Regions from separate parts of the Homo sapiens genome. Here region 1 is linked to region 2. Evidence: chromatin loops called from intact Hi-C (ENCODE). Cell type or tissue: Caco-2. All regions are shown on one strand. Each heading gives the region's core, and the rest is flanking DNA. Links, peaks and the distances in the headings are about the cores only. Region 1 has its middle 17 kb from the start of ITIH2. Region 2 overlaps ITIH5 (inter-alpha-trypsin inhibitor heavy chain 5).

What was found. A loop is a pair of places that touch in the nucleus more often than their neighbours do. Peaks named below come from ENCODE experiments on the same cell type or tissue, not always from the same donor. Only the 100,000 strongest peaks of a DNase experiment are listed, where the experiment ranks them.
Region 1: a loop joins it to region 2, with 6 times the contacts of the local background. A loop is called at or near these places in 6 of 110 quality-filtered maps.

Annotation. Positions count from the first base shown.
Region 1 is chr10:7,682,086-7,690,882 of GRCh38, reverse strand. No RefSeq gene overlaps it. Among named protein-coding and RNA genes, the nearest start is that of ITIH2, 17 kb to the left of the region's middle. RefSeq lists a silencer at 3,388-3,437 and an enhancer at 3,343-3,637. In Caco-2, for the core only: a CTCF peak has its summit at 3,422 (motif pointing right); DNase peaks (open chromatin) are centred at 3,432 and 4,262.
Region 2 is chr10:7,619,354-7,628,214 of GRCh38, reverse strand. All of the region lies in intron 5 of ITIH5 (inter-alpha-trypsin inhibitor heavy chain 5), which reads left to right. Among named protein-coding and RNA genes, the nearest start is that of ITIH5, 43 kb to the left of the region's middle. In Caco-2, for the core only: no CTCF peak of the experiment used is centred there; a DNase peak (open chromatin) is centred at 5,062.

The DNA of each region.
Region 1 (8,797 bases), core at 1-8,000, 64 kb before region 2:
CCGGGTTCATGCCATTCTCCTGCTTCAGCCTCCCGAGTAGCTGGGACTACAGGTGCCTGTCACCAAGCTCGGCTAATTTTTTTGTATTTTTAGTGGAGATGGGGTTTCACTGTGTTAGCCGGGATGGTCTCGATCTCCTGACCTCGTGATCTGCCTGCCTCAGCCTCCCAAGGTGCTGGGATTACAGTAATCCCATCATGAGGATTTAATCCTCCTGAACTCACCTAAACATAATCACCTTTCCAAAACCCCATCTAGTATCATTCCACTGGGAGTAAGGTTTCAACATGGGAATTTTGGGAAGACACAAACATGCAATCTATAGCATATACATTGAATTTTGAGGGAATGCAAAGACTGAGTAAATCAAGGTTAATTGTACTTTGAATCAAGAAATGTTCACCACTTGAAAAAAGTAACATCACAGTTGCCACTGTTGCTCTTAGGGTACATGAGTAACCCATACCCCATATCTCTGTTAGTCTGAATTTGTAGTGTTGCAGGCATGGTGATCCGTATTTGTTGGTAACCATCCGACTCCTTCATAATGTCTTCTCCTGTGGTTATGCCCAAGTATGTGACTATTAAAAATCATATTTTATTATGGACATGTCCTCCTTTATATTACAATTAAAAATTTATATTCAATTTTTAAAATCATGTGTCTAGATAAGGTACATTATCTATTAATTTTATTTTTGGGGTAGCAGAGGTAGTGTCAAAATATTTATTATAAAAAACAGGACATTAGATCTGACACAGTTGAGAACAATTGGTTCAAGAGGAGACAAAAAGACAAAGGAATTGCTAAAATGTTTTGTGTGCTGTAGGAGTTGAGGGTAGAAGAGACAAAAGGAGTGTGGAAGGGTTGTTTTGGCAATGAGAATGGTGGGCAAAAAAATCTTTAAAAGCAAGAATGAATAATGCCTAATTAAAAAATGCTTCCTATATTCCAAGATGTCTTTAGTGAGTAGTATTTTGGAGAATTAAAAAACAAGAGAGTCATATTCCATGGCTCTATCTGTGCAGGCAAGACACACACAGAGAGAATTACTTTGGGAAGTGTATTAGTCAGCATAGGCTAGGCTATGTCCTGGTAACAAACAATCCCCAAATCTCAGTGGCTTAAACAACAAAAGCTTGCTTTTTCTTGGACATACTCCTTATCCATTTTTGTTGGGCCAAGGGCTCTGCTCTGTGTGGCCCTCACTCCAGTGGCCCAGGCTGAAAGAGGCAAGGCATGTGGCAGGGAGCAGGGAAACATGGAGGAGCACATGGGTTGAATGCTTCTACCTGGAAGTGTTGCATGGCGTTTTCATTTGTAGTTCATTGGCCACCACAAGGCGCATGGCCATGCTTAATTTCAAGAGGGTGGGGGATTGCAATCTTCCCTGTGCCTGGAAGTAGAAGGAAACCAGATCTTGGTATAGGATAACAGCAGCCACTGAAGGAGAGTGCTGAGGTTGGGAGTTGAACATGAAAGAAAGTCAAAGTGACCATTAGAATAAGCCCCAGAAATTGCAAGAATCTTGGGGAGGCCCTTGAACTTGCTGCCAAGCTCAGATTAGCACATTCAAATAGCATTTGCATAGATAACAAAGGTGAGTGGCTTTAGCTGAGGAAGGGTCACTATGCATCACATATTTATACTTTCTTTTTTTTCAACTTTTATTTTAAGTTCAGGGGTACATGTGCAGGATGTGCAGGTTTGTTACGTAAGTAAACATGTGCCATAGTGGTTTACTATACAGATCATCCCATCACCTAGGTATTAAGCCCAGCATCCATTAGCTATTCTTCCTGATGTGCTCCCTCCTCCCATCCCCCACCCTCCAACAGACCCGTGTGTGTGTTGTTCTCCCGGCCATGTGTCCATGTGTTCTCATCATTCAGCTCCTACTTATGAGTGAGAACATGCAGCATTTGGTTTTCCGTTCCTGCGTTAGTTTGCTGAGGACAATGGCCTCCAGTTCCATCCACATCCCTGCAAAGGACATGATTTTGTTCCTTTTTATGGCTGCATAGTATTCCATGGTGTATATGTACCATACTTTCTTTATCTAGCCTATCATTGATGGGTATTTAGGTTGATTCCATGTCTTTGCTATTGTGAATAGTGCTGCAATGAACATACACGTGCATGTTTCTTTATAATAGAATTATTTATATTCCTTTGGGTATATACCAAGTAATGGGACTGCTGGGTCAAATGGTATTTCTGCCTCCAGGTCTTTGAGGAATCGTCACACTGTCTTCTACAGTGGTTGAACTAATTTACACTCCCACCAGCAGTGTAAAAGCTTTCCTTTTTCTCCACAACCTCAACAGCATCTGTCGTTTTTTTGAGTTTTTTTCTTTTTTTCTTTTTGAGACAGAGTCTAACTCTGTCACCCAGTTGGGAGTGCCTCAGCCTCAGACTCCCAAGTAGCTGGGATTACAGGCATGTGCCACCAGGCCCGACTAATTTTTGTATTTTTAGTAGAGAGTGGGTTTCACTATGTTGCTCAGGCTGGTCTCGAACTCCTGACCTCAAATGATCCTCCTGCCTAAGCCTCCCAAAATGCTAGGATTAAAGGTGTGAGCCACTGTGCCCTGCCGTTTTTTTGACTTTTTAATAATTGCCATTCTGACTGGTGTGAGATGATATCTCATTGTGGTTTTGATTTGCATTTATCTAATCGTCAGTGATGTTGAGCTTTTTTCATATGTTTGTTGACCGCATGTATGTCTTTTTTTAAGAAGTGTCTGTTCATGTCCTTTGCCCACTTTTTAATGGAGTTTTTTTTCTTGTAAATTTGTTTAAGTACCTTGTAGTTGTTGAATGTTAGATATTTGTCAGATGGATAGATTGCAAAATTTTTCTCCCATTCTGCAGGCTGTCTGTTCACTCTGATGATAGTTTCTTTTGCTGTGCAGAAGCTCTTCAGTTTTGTTAGATCCCACAGACATTTGTGCTTTCCATGACAACTTGCAGCCTCTCCGGAGGCACCAGGCAGTGACCCTGACTCTGCCGGGAGCCCCTTCCTCACATCGTGTAGAAAGTAAGTCTTTGTGGTCAATGGATGAGGAGAGTGCGCTCTTCTAGAATCACAGAGGGTGTTTTCCTTCCTCACATCGTGTAGAAAGTAAGTCTTTGTGGTCAATGGATGAGGAGAGTGCGCTCTTCTAGAATCACAGAGGGTGTTTTCCGTAGGAAGCTGCTGTGTGGACTCAGGAACAAGGGGCAGCAACCTGGGAGAGTTTGGGAAAATAATTTTAGAGCAGCCACTTATTGGGGGAAACATTCTGGTTTTACTCAGTGTCTGTTGTTACTTTCATGTGGCTGTTGGATGGTGCCCCTATGAGACTCCCATAATTAAGCAAATCCCTTGAAGCGGTCTTCAAAGTGTGTCTCCGCTAGATGGCGTGAGGTGCTCGCCTGTTTCCAGCTGATGGAAGTGACTTGAGCTAAGCCAGGGACCAGGAACTTGAAGGTAAAACAGCGCCTCACGCTGCGGGCTGATGAAATATGCAGTCGGCGGATGTAAAGGACTACGTCGTACTAGAATAATAATACAATACGGGGGCTTTATTGCAGTGGTATTAAATAAATACACACCCAATATCACTAGAGGCAATGAAGTAGTTTTTCCTTTCCAAAAACATAGTCGTGTAACTGTTATTATAGATTGATTCTGATACAAAATGTGCACACAGAATGAATATTTAAGGGTAATTCATTTATAAGGTGTTATTCAGAAACGGCACTTACAAAACAGAAGATGTAGATACTTATTACAGGAAACTAAGCAGCCAATCAACCAATCGGTATGTACCGAATATTTCTGCAGGCAGTGCACGTTGTTACACTGTACGGCAGGTGAGACAGTGTACACTGTGGTTAAGAGTACAGTCTTTGAGGCCAGACAGACTGAGTTTGTATTATTTATTAGCTATGACCTTGGGCACATTGCTGCATCTCTCTGGGCATCAGTTTCCTTGTCCGTAAAACGGGAATAATCATACCTATCTCATAGGGTTATTGTAAAGAGTCAGTCTTTGTAAAGCATTTCAAATATAGCCTTGAACACAGTTAAGAGCTATACAAGTGTCAGTCATCATTATAATTGTTTGTTATGACGTGGCTCTTCACTTTACAAAGGAACTCATTCACTGTAGGGTTCAATGGAACAAAAATGTGTCAAGTACCTATTATGTGCTAGACAGGACATTGATCACTGTGGACAGATCAAAGGACTATGAGAGCGGCTAAGGCGTGGCTCCTGTCTTACAGGATCTAGGAATTTCATAGGGCAGAAGGATCACACAGTTAACTAACCATGCAGAAATGCAAAGGGTGATGGTACTGATACAAATGACTGTGACAATCTGGAAAGGAGGAAATAGTGTTTGAGTAGAGCTTGCAAAAATGGGCAGGGTTCAGTGAGTGGAGGTGCCAGGAAGCGTTTTCAATGGGAGCAGTATGAGCAAAGGCTCCCAGGCCGGGCCATGTGGGCACTTTCGTAAGGTCTGCAGAAGGCTGGAATGACTGAAGTGTGGAGACTCATGGGAAGATATGACTGAAAGTATGTCTCCATAATGACCACTTCAATCATCTTAAACATTTGAAAACTTTTTTTTTCATTTATTCCTCCTACTTTTTATTTCCTGGATTATTTTTAATTTTTAAAATTTTTAATCATTAATTGTTTTAGAGACGGGATCTTGCTGTGTCACCTAGACTGGAGTGTAGTGGCATGATCATAGCTCACTGCAGCCTCAAATTCCTGGGCTCCAGTGATCCTCCTGCCTCAGCCTCCTGAGTAGCTGGGACTACAGGTGCACATCACCACACCTGGCTAAATTTTTGTTGCTGTTGAGACAGGGTCTTGCTATGTTGTCCAGGCTGGTCTCCAACTCCTGGCCTCAAGCAGTCCTCCTGCCTCCACCTCTCTAGGACCTGGGTCTATATGTGTGAGCCTGGGTGCCCAGCTTTTCCTGAAGTATGTTAAAGTAAATTCCAGATATTGAATCATTGCACTTATAAACACTCAAGATGTAGCCTCAACTGAGAATATCTTTTTATGTAACCACAACACCATTATTACAGCTTACATAATGAATCATATTTCCTTAATATTACCTATTTCAAGTGGTTTTTGATTTGTTTTTAAGAGCAAGAAGACAATCCTAGTGATATCGTAAAAAGATTAGAGAGGAGAAAAATCAGAAGAGAAACTAGTTAGGAGGTCATTGTGATAGCTTTTTGTTAAAAGCTTTAGTTTTAGACTTTGGCAGTGCACAAAGCAAAAGAGATGGCTGAAAAGCAGCAAGAAGCCAAGATTGGATGGGAGGGAAGTTTTTTGTTTTGTTTTGTTTTGTTTTAGATGGAGTCTCGCTCTGTCACCCAGGCTGGAGTGTGGTGGAGGGATCTCGGCTCACTGCAACCTCCGCCTGAGCCTCCTGAGTAGCTGGGATTACAGGTGTGTGCCACCATGCCCAGCTAATTTTTATATTTTTAGTAGAGTTGGGGTTTCACCATGTTGGCCAGGGTGGTCTCGAACTCCTGACCTCAGGTGATCCACCCGCCTTGGCCTCCCAAAGTGCTGGGATTACAGGTGTGAGCCTCCATGCCTGGCCAGGGGGGAGTTTTAAGAGTGAGGGAGCATAAACTGAGGAACAGAGGGGAGCTAGAGAAGGGCAGGAAGATTTAATGGACTTTATTAGGAATTTAAATTGTATGGCTCCATTTAGACAGAATTGGCATATGCATTATTAGGGACAGAGATGCATTGTTTTATTTTTTAATTTCAACTTTTATTTTAGCTTCAGTGGGTACATGTGCAGGTTTGTTACCTGGATATATTGTGTGATGCTGACGTTTGGTGTTTGAGTGATCCCATCACCAAGGTACTGAGCATAGGTAGTTTTGGGTCCTAGTTCCCCTCCTTCCCTCCTGCCTCTAGTAGTCCCCCATGTCTATTGTGTCCTCAATGTTTAGCTCCCACTTATAAGTGAGAACATGTGATATTTGGTTTTCTGTTCCTGTGTTAGTTTGCTTAGGATAATGGCCTCCAGCTCTATCCACGTTGCTGCAAAGAACATGATTTCTTTCTTTTTTATGGCTGTGTAGTATTCCATGGGGTGTATGTACCACATTTTCTTTATCCAATCCACCACTGATGGGTACCTAGGTTGATTCTGTCTTTGCTTCTCTGAATAACACTTTGATAAACATACAAGTGCATATGTCTTTTTGGTAGAACGATTTATTTTGGATATATACCTAGTAATGGGATTGCTGGGCTGAATGGAGGTTCTATTTAAAGCTCTTTGAGAAATCTCCAAAATGCTTTCCACAGTGGCTGAACTAATTTACATTTCTGCCAATAGTGTATACGTGTTCCCTTTTCTCCACAACCTCACCAACATCTGTAATTTTTGGACTTTTTATCAAAAGTCATTCTGACTGGTGTGAGGCGGTATCTCATTGTGGTTTTAATTTGCGTCTCTCTAAAGATCAGTGATGTTGAGCCTGTTTTTCATGTTTGTTGGCTGCTTGTATATCTTCTTCTGAGAAGTATTTGTTCATGTCCTTTTCCCACTTTTAAATGGGGTTATTTGATTTTTGCTTGTTTAATTGTTCCTTATAGATTCCAGATATTAGCCCTTTGTCAGATGCACAGTTTGTGAATATTCCCTCTCGTTCTGTAGCTTGTCTGTTCACTCTGTTGATAGCCTGTTTACTCTGTTGATCGTTTATTTTGCTGTGTGGAAGCTCTTTAGTTTAACTAGGTCCCAATGTCATTTTTTGTTTTCACTGAATTGCTTCTGAGGACTTAGTCATAAATTGTTTGACAACGCTGATGTCCAGAATAATATTCCCTAGGTTTTCTTCTGGGATTTTAATAATTTGTGGTCATACATTTAAGTCTTTAATTCATCTAGAGTTAATTTTTGTGTATGGTGAAAGGTAAGGGTCCAGTTTCAATCTTCTGCATGTGACTAGCCAGTTATCTCATTACCATTTGTTAAATAGGGAGTTTTTTTCCTCATTGCTTGTTTTTGTCAGCTCTGTCAAAGATCAGGCAGTTGTAGGTGCATAGCTTTATCTCTGTGTTCCCTATTCTGTTCCACTGGTCTATTTGTCTATTTTTATACCAGCACTGTGCTGTTTGGTTACTGTAGCCCTGTAGTATAGTTTGAAGTTGGGTAATGTGATGCCTCCAGCTTTGTTTTGCTTAGGGTGGCCTTGGCTATTTAGACTCTTTTTTGGTTCCATATGAATTTTAGAATACTTTTTTCTATTTCAGTGAGAAATGATCTTGGTAGTTTCTTAGGAATAGTGTTGACTCTATCTTGCTTTGGGCAGTATGGCATTTTAATGATATTGATTCTTCCAATCCATGAGCATGGAATGGTTTTCCATTTTTTAATATCATCTACGATTTCTTTCAGCAGTGTTTTGTAGTTCTCCTTGTAGACATCTTTCACCTCCTTGATTAAATGTATTCCTAGGTATTTTGTGTGTGTGTTTGTGTGTGTGTGTGTGTGGCTACTGTAAATGGGACGTGTTCTTGCTTTGGCTGTCAGCTGGAGTATTGGTGTATAGAAGTGCTACTGATTTTTGTACACTGATTTTGTATCCTGCAACTTTACTGAAGTTGCTTATCAGTTCTAGGAGCCTTTTGGTGGAGTTGTGAGCATTTTCTAGGTATAGAATTGTATCATCGGCAAAGAAAAATCATTTGACTTCTTTTCCTATTTTGATGTCTTTAATTTATTTCTCTTGCCTTATTGCTCTGGCTAGGACGTCCAGTACTATGTTGAATAGGAGTGGTGAGAGTGGGTATCCTTGTGTTGTTCAAGTTCTCAAGGGGAATGTTTCCAGGTTTTACCCATGCAGCATGATGTTGGTTGTGGGTTTGTCATAGATGGCTCTTATTATTGAGGTATGTTCCTTCAATGCCTAGGTTGTTGAGGGCTTTTAATCATGAGGAGATGCTGGATTTTATTGAAAGCTTTTTCTGCATCTATACAGATAATCATATGGTTTTTGTTTTTAATTTTTTTTGTATGGTGAATGACATTTATTAATTTCCACATGTTGAACCAACCCTGCATTCCAGGAATAAACCATACTTGATCGTGGTGAATTAACTTTTTGATGTGCTGTTGGATTTGGTTCACTAGCATTTTGTGGAGGATTTTTGAATCTATGTTCATCAGGGATATCTGCCTATAGTTTTCTTTTTTGTGTGTGTCTTTGCCAGATTTTGGTATGAGAATGATGCTGGCTATGTAGAATGTGTTTTAAAATAGTTTCAGTAGAATAAGAATAGGTACCAGCTCTTTGTAGAATTCTTCTATGTCTGGCAGAATTCAGCTGTGAGTCCATCAGGTTCAGGGCTCCTTTTTGTTGGTAGGTTTCTTACTACAGATTCAATTTGGGAGCTTGATCTTGGTCTGTTCAGGGTTTCAATTCCTGATCCAGTTTTGGAAGGTTGTGTGTTTCCAGGAATTTATCAATTTCTTCAAAAATTTCCAGTTTGTGTGCATGGAGATATTCATAATAGTCCCTGGGGATTCCTTCCTTCCTTCCTTCCTTCCTTCCTTCCTTCCTTCCTTCCTTCCTTCCTTACTTCCTTCCTTCCTTCCTTCCTTCCTTCCTTCTTCCCTCCCTCCCTCCCTTCTGTCTTTCTTTCTTTCTTTCTGTCTCTCTTTCTTTCCTTCCTTCCTTTCTTAATTTCTTTCTTTCTTTCCTTCCTTCTTTTCTTTTCTTTCCCTTCCTTCCTTCTTCTCTCTCTTTCTTTCTTTC
Region 2 (8,861 bases), core at 862-8,861:
TAGAGGTAGTGTTTGCACAACATTGTGGATGTACTAAATGCTATTTGTTTGTATACCTAAAAATGGTTAATTTTGGCTGGGCATGGTGGCTCAGGTCTGTAATCCCAGCACTTTAGAAGGCCAAGGTGGGTGGATAACTTGAGGCCAGGAGTTTGAGACTGGCCTGGCCAACATGGCGAAACCCCATCTCTACTAAAATACAAAAACGAGCTGGGCTTGGTGGCAGGCGCCTGTAATCCCAGCTACTTGGGAGGCTGAGGCAGGAGAATCGCTTGAATGTGGGAGGCGGAGGTTGCATTGAGCTGAGATTGCACCACTGCACTCCAGCCTGGGAGACAGAGCAGCAAGACTCTGTCTCAAAAAAAAAAAAAAAAAAAAAAAAAAAAAGGTTAATTTCATGTTCTGTGAGATTCACCTTGACTTTTGTTAAAAATGAAAAAATTACATTCTAGGTGGTTAGAATCTCCCTTCCTCCACATGCCCTGGAAGCCAGTTTGCTGTGTTCTCTGGCTGTTCTCTGTGGGTGCTTCACATGTGTGGGAAGGCAAATAAAAGGACTGGGTACTAACCAATTTATGGCTTGCTTTTTAATCATATCACTCCTGTGTAAGTGTCCAATAAAATGCCAATCTTCAAATAATCCTAAGAACTGAGGAAGCGTCATTGGAAAGAAGAGAACCACTGAAAATACAGCTTTATGACCTTTTATTTGGAAGACCTGGTGGCTGACACTGCAGCTGTCTTTGAGGACAGGCTACTGACCAGCCACACATCCCGCAAGGTCAAGTCCCCTCGACCAGAGACTAGCACAGTGTCCTGCATTTCAGTTGATGCCCAAGAAGGGCTTGAATTGAACCTGTTTAATTTTTTTTTTTTTTTTTTTTACTTTATCTTCTTATTTTCTTTTTTTTCTTTTACTTTAAGTTCTGGGATCCATGTGCAGAACGTGCAGGTTTGTTACATAGGTATACATGTGCCATGGTGGTTTGCTGCACCCATCAACCCGTCATCTAGGTTTTAAGCCCCGCATGTATTAGCTTTTGTCCTAATGCTTTCCCTCCCCTTGCCCACCACCCCGTTTTTGAAATTATTCTGATGTTTTTCTTTGCTCTGTGAGCATCATGATCTGCCTTTGCTGTGAAGACTTCGGTTGTCTTCGTAGACACTTGGTGTGGCACCTGGCATAGAATGGGTGCTCAGCAGGTGTTTGTTGAAGGAACTGAGGGGAAATAATTGTTGGTTATGACAGTGCTATCAGGTTTTCAGCACTTTCTTGGCTTACGTTGGTAAATTTTGCCAGATCTTGGGTCTAGCACTTATGTTGTTATGAAGCAGGGATTAAGAGACAAAAGTAATAACTAACTTTGGTTCCAGAAAATTCTGGTTACAGAAAATCTGGATAAATCCCCCTTAGCTAGGGTTGCCAGATGAGATATAAGATGCCCAGTTTCATTTGAATTCAGAGAAACGATATGTCCTGTGCAATATTTAGGACATGCTTGCACTAGGAAATTATTCATTGTTTATCCGAAATTCAAACGTAACCAGGCATTCTGTATTGTAATTTGCTAAATCGGGCAACTCTGCCTATTAAAGGGCTGCACTGTGACTGGCTGTGAAACCCCCAGCTCCAGGGTCCCGGTCTGGGTCCGGTCTCTGCTCTGCGGCTGGAAGGGCAGGACCCTGTTTGGCCTCTGCGAAATCTCTGTACCTTTGCCAGGAAACAATCTGGTTGTTATGTGAAGGTTTCCAGCATTGTTCACACAGAAATTATTCAGGTATGAATCATTTGGCCCCATAGTTGGTTGTGTTTTGATTTTTAATCCAATATGAAAATCCATGTTATCTTGTTTGTTTTGACGTTGGCTGTGGCTCGGTCAACCCAAGAGCGTGGCACGGTCAACCCAAGAGTGTGGCACAGAGGCTTTGGCTTTTCTCTGTAGCCCAATACCGGTGAGACACCTCCTCTTTACTGTGAGGCTTCACTCTTTTTCTTCCTTTTTCCTGCTGCCTTGGCTTGCTGTGGGAGGTGGATGTTGTCAGCATGTATGACCTGGGCCATCGCAGCTGTGGCTGAACCAGAGGTGGGCCGGGGGATGTGATGCAGATCACCAAGAGCATCTGCCACACCCCCTGAACACTTTCGGGAAGAGAAACATCAGTTCCCTTGAAGGGCTGCTCTGTCCATCTGCCCAGCTATGCACTAATGCATTTCATCATTTTCATCCTCAGTGTTCCGCAAGCTGGACGTGAACTCTCACATGTTTCTGGCGCTGTGCAAGGTTCCTGGAATCTACAGACGTCTAAGATGTTGTCACTGCCTTTGCAGAACTTAGAGCTGGCAATTAAAAACCTTGTAAAAATTGTGATAAAAAGCACACAATGTAAAATTTACCATCTTAGCCATTTCTTTTTCTTTTTCTTTCTTTCTTTCTTTCTTTTTTTTTTTTGAGACAGAATATCACTCTGTTACCCAGGCAAGAGTGCAGTGGTGCAGTCTTGGCTCATGGCAATCTCTGCCTCCTGGGTTCAAGCAATTCTCCTGCCTCAGCCTCCCCAGTAGCTGGGGTTACAAGCTCACGCCACCAGGCCCGGCTAATTTTTGTGTTTTTAATAGAGACAGGTTTTCACCATGTTGGCCAGGCCGATCTCGAACTCCTGACATCAAGTGATCTACCTGCCTTGGCCTCCCAAAGTGCTGGGATTACAGGTGTGATCCACATGCCCGGCCCATCTGAGTCACTTCTAAGTGTTTGGCAGTGTTAAGTCTATTCACATTGGTGTATTACCAATCTCCTGAACTTTTCCATCTCCCAAACTGAAACTTTGTACCCATTAAACACTGACTCCTCATCTCTCCTTCCCCCTGGTCCCAGATAACCACTGTTCTCCTTTCTGTCTCATCTATGAACTGGACAACTTTGCATACCTCATGTAAGTAGACTTATACAGTATCTGTTCTTTTGTGTCTGGCTTATTTCACCTGACATAATGTCCTCAAAGTTTATCCATGTTGTACCACATGTCAACATTTCTCTTCTTTTGAAGGCTGAATTATATTGCACTGTGTGTCTGCACCAAGTGCCACTCTGCTTTTCTCGGTTATTAGCCCCTGCTCTGCCTGCGTGCCAGAGAACCCTGCAAAGGCATTTGACAGAAGTCTCTCAATCTCATATTCCTTGGCTGCTCTACCATTGTTTCTGGTGGGCTTCCATTTGGTTGAATTCAAATGCTTGGGGCAGCTAGTATTTGAGGTCTCCAATGGACACGTGATGGCAGAAAGGGATAATGCATATATATATATATATATGTATGTATATATATACACATATATATACATACATATATACATATATACACATATATATGTGTATATACATGTATATACACATATATATGTGTATATATATATATATTTTTTTTTTTTTTTAGGCAGAGTCTCACTCTATCGCCCAGGTTGGAGTGCAGTGACACAATCTTGGCTCACTGCAACCTCTGCCTCCCAGGTTCAAGCAATTCTTCTGCCTCAGCCTCCTTAGTAGCTCATTTTTGTATTTTTAGTAGAGACAGGGTTTCACCATGTTAGCTAGGCTGGTCTGGAACTCCTGGCCCCAGGTGATCTGCCCCCCTTGGCCTCCCAAAGTGCTGGGATTATAGGCATGAGCCACCGTGCCTGGCCTGATAATGCATGTTTGTTTGTTTGTTTTGAGATGGAGTTTCGCTCTTGTTGCCCAGGCTGGAGTGCAATGGTACGATCTTGGCTCACTGCAACCTCTGCCTCCCGGGTCCAAGTGATTCTCCTGCCTCAGCCTCCCGAGTATCTAGGATTACAGGCATGCGCCACCATGTCCCGCTAAGTTTGTATTTTTAGTAGAGACGGGGTTTCTCCATGTTGGTCAGGCTGGTCTCGACCTCCCCACCTCAGGTGATCTGCCTACCTCGGCCTCCCAAAGTGCTGGGATTACAGGCATGAGCCACTGTGCCTGGCCTGGGAATGCATATTTTTAAGGGTTAACTTTTAGAAAGTGTGCTTGCTGGGTGAGGTAGTTGTACTTGTTTTCACACATAGTCTCTCTTGGGAAATTTTTTCAAATATGGAAAACTGAGAGTTGGGAATCTATTATTTTAGGAAGGAAGAGCATTGAATAAGCAGTGAAGAAAGCTGATTTGCTAAGAAACCTGGGCAAACATCTACTTAACTATAAAATACTACAGTTGAGTTTGAATCCCTTCAGCTATAAATTTGAATTAGTATTCTGTGCTATGTGTTGCTATCATATCTATATGATGCTGTTTTCCAAAAGGATTTAAAATACCAAACATTCACGTAGGGGGAAGAAAAATCCTTTCCCAAAGGAAAACTGTGGATAGTAAGAGACTTATGAAGGTATTTTTTTTTTTTTTTTTTTTTTGAGATGGAGTCTTACTCTGTCGCCCAGGCTGGAGTGCAGTGGTGCAATCTCGGCTCACTGTGAGCTCCACCTCCTGGGTTCACGCCATTCTCCTGCCTCACCCTCCTGAGTAGCTGGGACTACAGGCGCCTGCCACCACGCCTGGCTATTTTTTTGTATTTTTAGTAGAGACGGGGTTTCACCGTGTTATCCAGGATGGTCTCGATCTCCTGACCTTGTGATCCGCCTGCCTTGGCCTCCCAAAGTGCTGGGATTACAGGCGTGAGCCACCACGCCCGGCCTTATGAAGGTATTTAACCAAATTCCTTCTCATCGTCATTGCCTCTGTGTTACCAGTTTTTCTTTCAATCCTCTGCTGATTTGCTTGAGTTTTATCTTTATTGCCACCCTCAGAGGGTAGTGCTCCAATTATTCACAGTATTTTTGACCTCCATATATTTAAGAAATTGCCTCGTTGGATCCCAGGTAAGCAGGGTTCATAAACAAACATAGACAATTTAAGCTTCTTTCTAAAGAGGAAATGAGCAGGCAGCGTGTGTTGGGAAATCCTTTTGTCAATGCACCAGGTGTTGGCTGCTTTTCTCCGACAGCAGCCAAAACCCAGACCCTCAGGAAACAGAGGCCAGGAAATCCCTCTCCCTATCAACCCAGAGGGTGGCGCTTCCAGCCCGTGGCTGTGAGCATGGGGCTCTTCTCAATCTTTTCACCTTTGGCATTTTACATAGCAGTTGGCTGCCATCTTTCCCCATGTGATAATTGTCTAGGAAAAGATTGTATGTTTGCGACCAACCTCCATGTATCAGGACATCACTAAGGACATATGTTTTGTTCTCTTCAACTCTGATGCACAAGCTATAAAGTACTTTGTCATTACCTAATAGGATCAGACATAGGAATATTTAATGGCACTTATAAACATGGTTCTTAACTTTCTTTAGAGTCCTTGGAGAATGTGGCAAAATCAATGCATCCTTTCTTCAGAAAAAAATGTACATTTACGCTTACGTGCAAAATTCTGTGTATAATTTTAAGGGACTTTCAGACAGCTACTGACTTCATTATATTTTGTAAAGATTATTCTTTTTTTAAAGATTATTCTTTATATAAGCATATTGACATATGTATAATGTGTATATATATTGAATTTCCTGTTATGAATGTTTATTATGTGTCTGTCCTTTTAAAATATTGTTTTTTTCAAGCTTTCAGTGGTATAGAGAAAACTGTTATGACAAAATGTGAACTGTATGTTATCCAAGAGCATTTTTTTCTTTATAAGTTGCCTTTCATAATGGACAAAGTACAAAAAACTACTTCTGAAGGGGAAGAGGATGGAGCTAGTATGTATTGAGCACCTACTGTCTGCCAGGCACCACACGGGGTACCTTACATATGAGATCTCACTACATCTCAACAATGATTCTGTGACTGTGGAATTGTTTCCATGTAACAGATGTGGGACTGAAGCTCAGGAATATTAAGTCAGTCGTTTTGATTCAGTCACACTCTAGAACCCACTCTCTTTGGTATTCTGTAGTTTGCAAAGATAACACAAAACTTCTTGCTCTAAAATACTGGGCTTTAGAAAAGAAGAGAGCCCCCTGGGAGTCCTGGTGGCCTGAGAGGCAGGGAAGAGTCAGTGAGTGGAGGAAGAGCATGAATGAATTTTCCCGAGGGCAGGAGAGGCAGTTGTGTGTCCCTGGGGTTGTCTTGCATGGGATCACCAATGCCTGCATGAAGACAGGAAGATGGGATTAGAAGACTTGGCCTCCCTCAAATCGGAGCAGCTGCTCCAGCTCACCATAGAAGTGGGCAAGAAGGAGAGAACACGAAGGAGGAAAGAGACATGGGTTCTCATTAGACAAGTGGGTCAGATTCTTCCTCTTTTTTGTTCTGCACCAATGTCTTTCCTTGCGGTCTTCATTAACCTGTGACTCTGATGACCCTGCGGGTGACACTCATTTTTGTGCTTAGGAAATATCTGTGGCGGTAAGCAGGGTGAGCCCCCATTCACAGCAAGGAAAAACGGAGTCATGTTCTTCTGCTCTGGGATTTTGGTCAGTAACGGTGGAACAGCCCATATGAACCTACTTAACAGATTTTTTTCCCCCTTAATAAAAAGATGATTCTATTTTCTAGAGATGCTCCTCTGGAATTGCTCCCAGTAAACTTAAAAAAAAAGTAGTGAAAAATTTATTGGGTCACATTTACTGTCTGCTTCTTCCTGGGTGGTGGTTGGCCTCAGGAACCAGGCTCCTTGGTGAGTAACCAAACTGAGAATCAACCCATTCTTTGGGTGTGTAAAATAATCCCATTTAGTTGAATCTCATGAATTTTCATCATGAGCTAGTAAAACCAGAGGTCACTAGGAAGCCAAAATAATCATACAGTATCCTTCCTCATGGTCCATATCAAAGAGCCTAGTCGAGTGAATGATGGACAGAGAAATTATACTTTCTAATCCCCAGTGCTTTTACTCAGCCATGAATGGTATTAATTCAGGGAGCTTGTAAAAAGCATTTTCACGAGATTGGAAGCAAGACTAAGTAGGTACATGCTGGCAGCATAAAGAGAGTCTAATCTAATTATTGTAGAATCTTAGAGATAATCTAAGTGCTGCCTAATTGCATACAACACATTTTATTGACACTTTTCTATGTGTAAGGCACACAGACCATGTGTAAGCTACATGCCTATTTTCTATGGGCAAAAACCGGAATCACCCAGAGGGCTCGTTAAAACACAAATGGCGGAGTCCCATCCCCAGAGTTTCTGACTCCGAGTTTCTGGGGTGGGCCTGAGAATTGGCATTTCTAGCAAGTTCCCAGGAGCTGCTGATGCTGCTGGTTCAAGATCACACTGTGAGAACTGCTCTACACCCTCGTGGGGGGGATTATTCCAGGGTTCACTTGAGCCCTTCTAATGGGATGGGTTGTGAAGGCGGCCGATCCCAACAGGACAGCTTTCTTAGGGTTCACCGACACTGCGCTGAAAAGTGCCTCCCGGAAACTCTCTCCCTGGTCCTAATTCTGCCGGCTGGAATTGCTCTGGACACACCTAATCCTCATTTAATAAATGCCCATGCACATTCATCCTAAGGAGAAGGACAGAGAGGGGTCTGTTTGGCAAATAACATTGTTATGTTCCATGCCGGGGAATGCCTGTTTAATCTACTTTGCTAACAATAAATTTAAATGTTAATAACTGGGGTGTACATACACCATAAACGGTACAAATGTCATGTGTACAGCTTGATAAAATTTTACATAGGTATACCCTCATTCAACTGCCTTCCACCTCAAGACATGGAATATTTTCACCCTTCCTCAAAATTACCACGTGCTCTTTCCTGGTCCTGAGCAGGCCTTCAAAGGTCAGCAGTGTTCTACTCCAGTTGCCATGGGTATTTCATGCTCCTCTTGAACTTTATGCAGATGGAAGCAGAGAGAACATGCGCTTTTGTATCTGATATTTTCACTCAAGAAGACTGTGAGGTTCAACCATGTTCTAAATAGCAATATTAGTTCTTTTGTTTTTATTGCCTTGTGGTATCCCAAGTTTGACTTGTGTTTATAGTTGTATATGTAATTGCTCCTTCTATTTTTTTTTTTGCGGGGGTAGGGGGTGGTGGGATGGAATTTTGCTCTTGTTGCCCAGGCTGGAGTCCAATGGCACTATCTCAGCTCACTGCAACCTCCGCCTCCCTGGTTCAAGCGATATTCTCCTGCCTCAGCCTCCTGAGTAGCTGGGATTACAGCCACCACACCCACCTAATTTTTTGTATTTTTAGTAGAGACGAGGTTTCTCCATGTTGGCCAGGCTGATCTCAAACTCCTGACCTCAGGTGATCCACCCGCCTCAGCCTCCCAAAGTGCTGGGATTACAGGCGTGAGCCACCGGGCCTGGCCCCTCCTTCTATTTTATATAGTTAAGGTTGGAAATTGATATGGTTTGGCTCTGTGTCCCCACGGAAATAGCATTTCGAATTGTAATCCCCATGTGTCGGAGGAGTGGCCTGGTGGGAGGTGATTGGACCATGGAGGTGAATTTCCCCCTTGCTGTTCTCGTGATAGTGAGTGAGTTCTCACGAGATCTCATGGTTTAAAAGTCCGGCGCTTCCCAGTTCTGTCTCTCGCTCCTGCCGCCTTGTAGACGTGTTCGCTTTGCGTTTGCCTTCTGCGTGATTGTAAGTTTCCCGAGGCTTCCCCAGCCATGCGGAACTGTGAGTCAATTAAACCTCTTTTCTGTATAAACTACCCAGTCTCAGGTACTTCTTGATAACAGTGTGAAAATGGACTGATACAGTAATGATATAAGCTAGCATGACTGCTGACTGTGAACTGGAAAATGGTGCTAAGTACGTGACATCACTTGATCTTTTCAATACTGTGAGATTGGTACTATCATTAATCCATTTTACAGATGAGATAACCAAGGCCGAGTAACTTG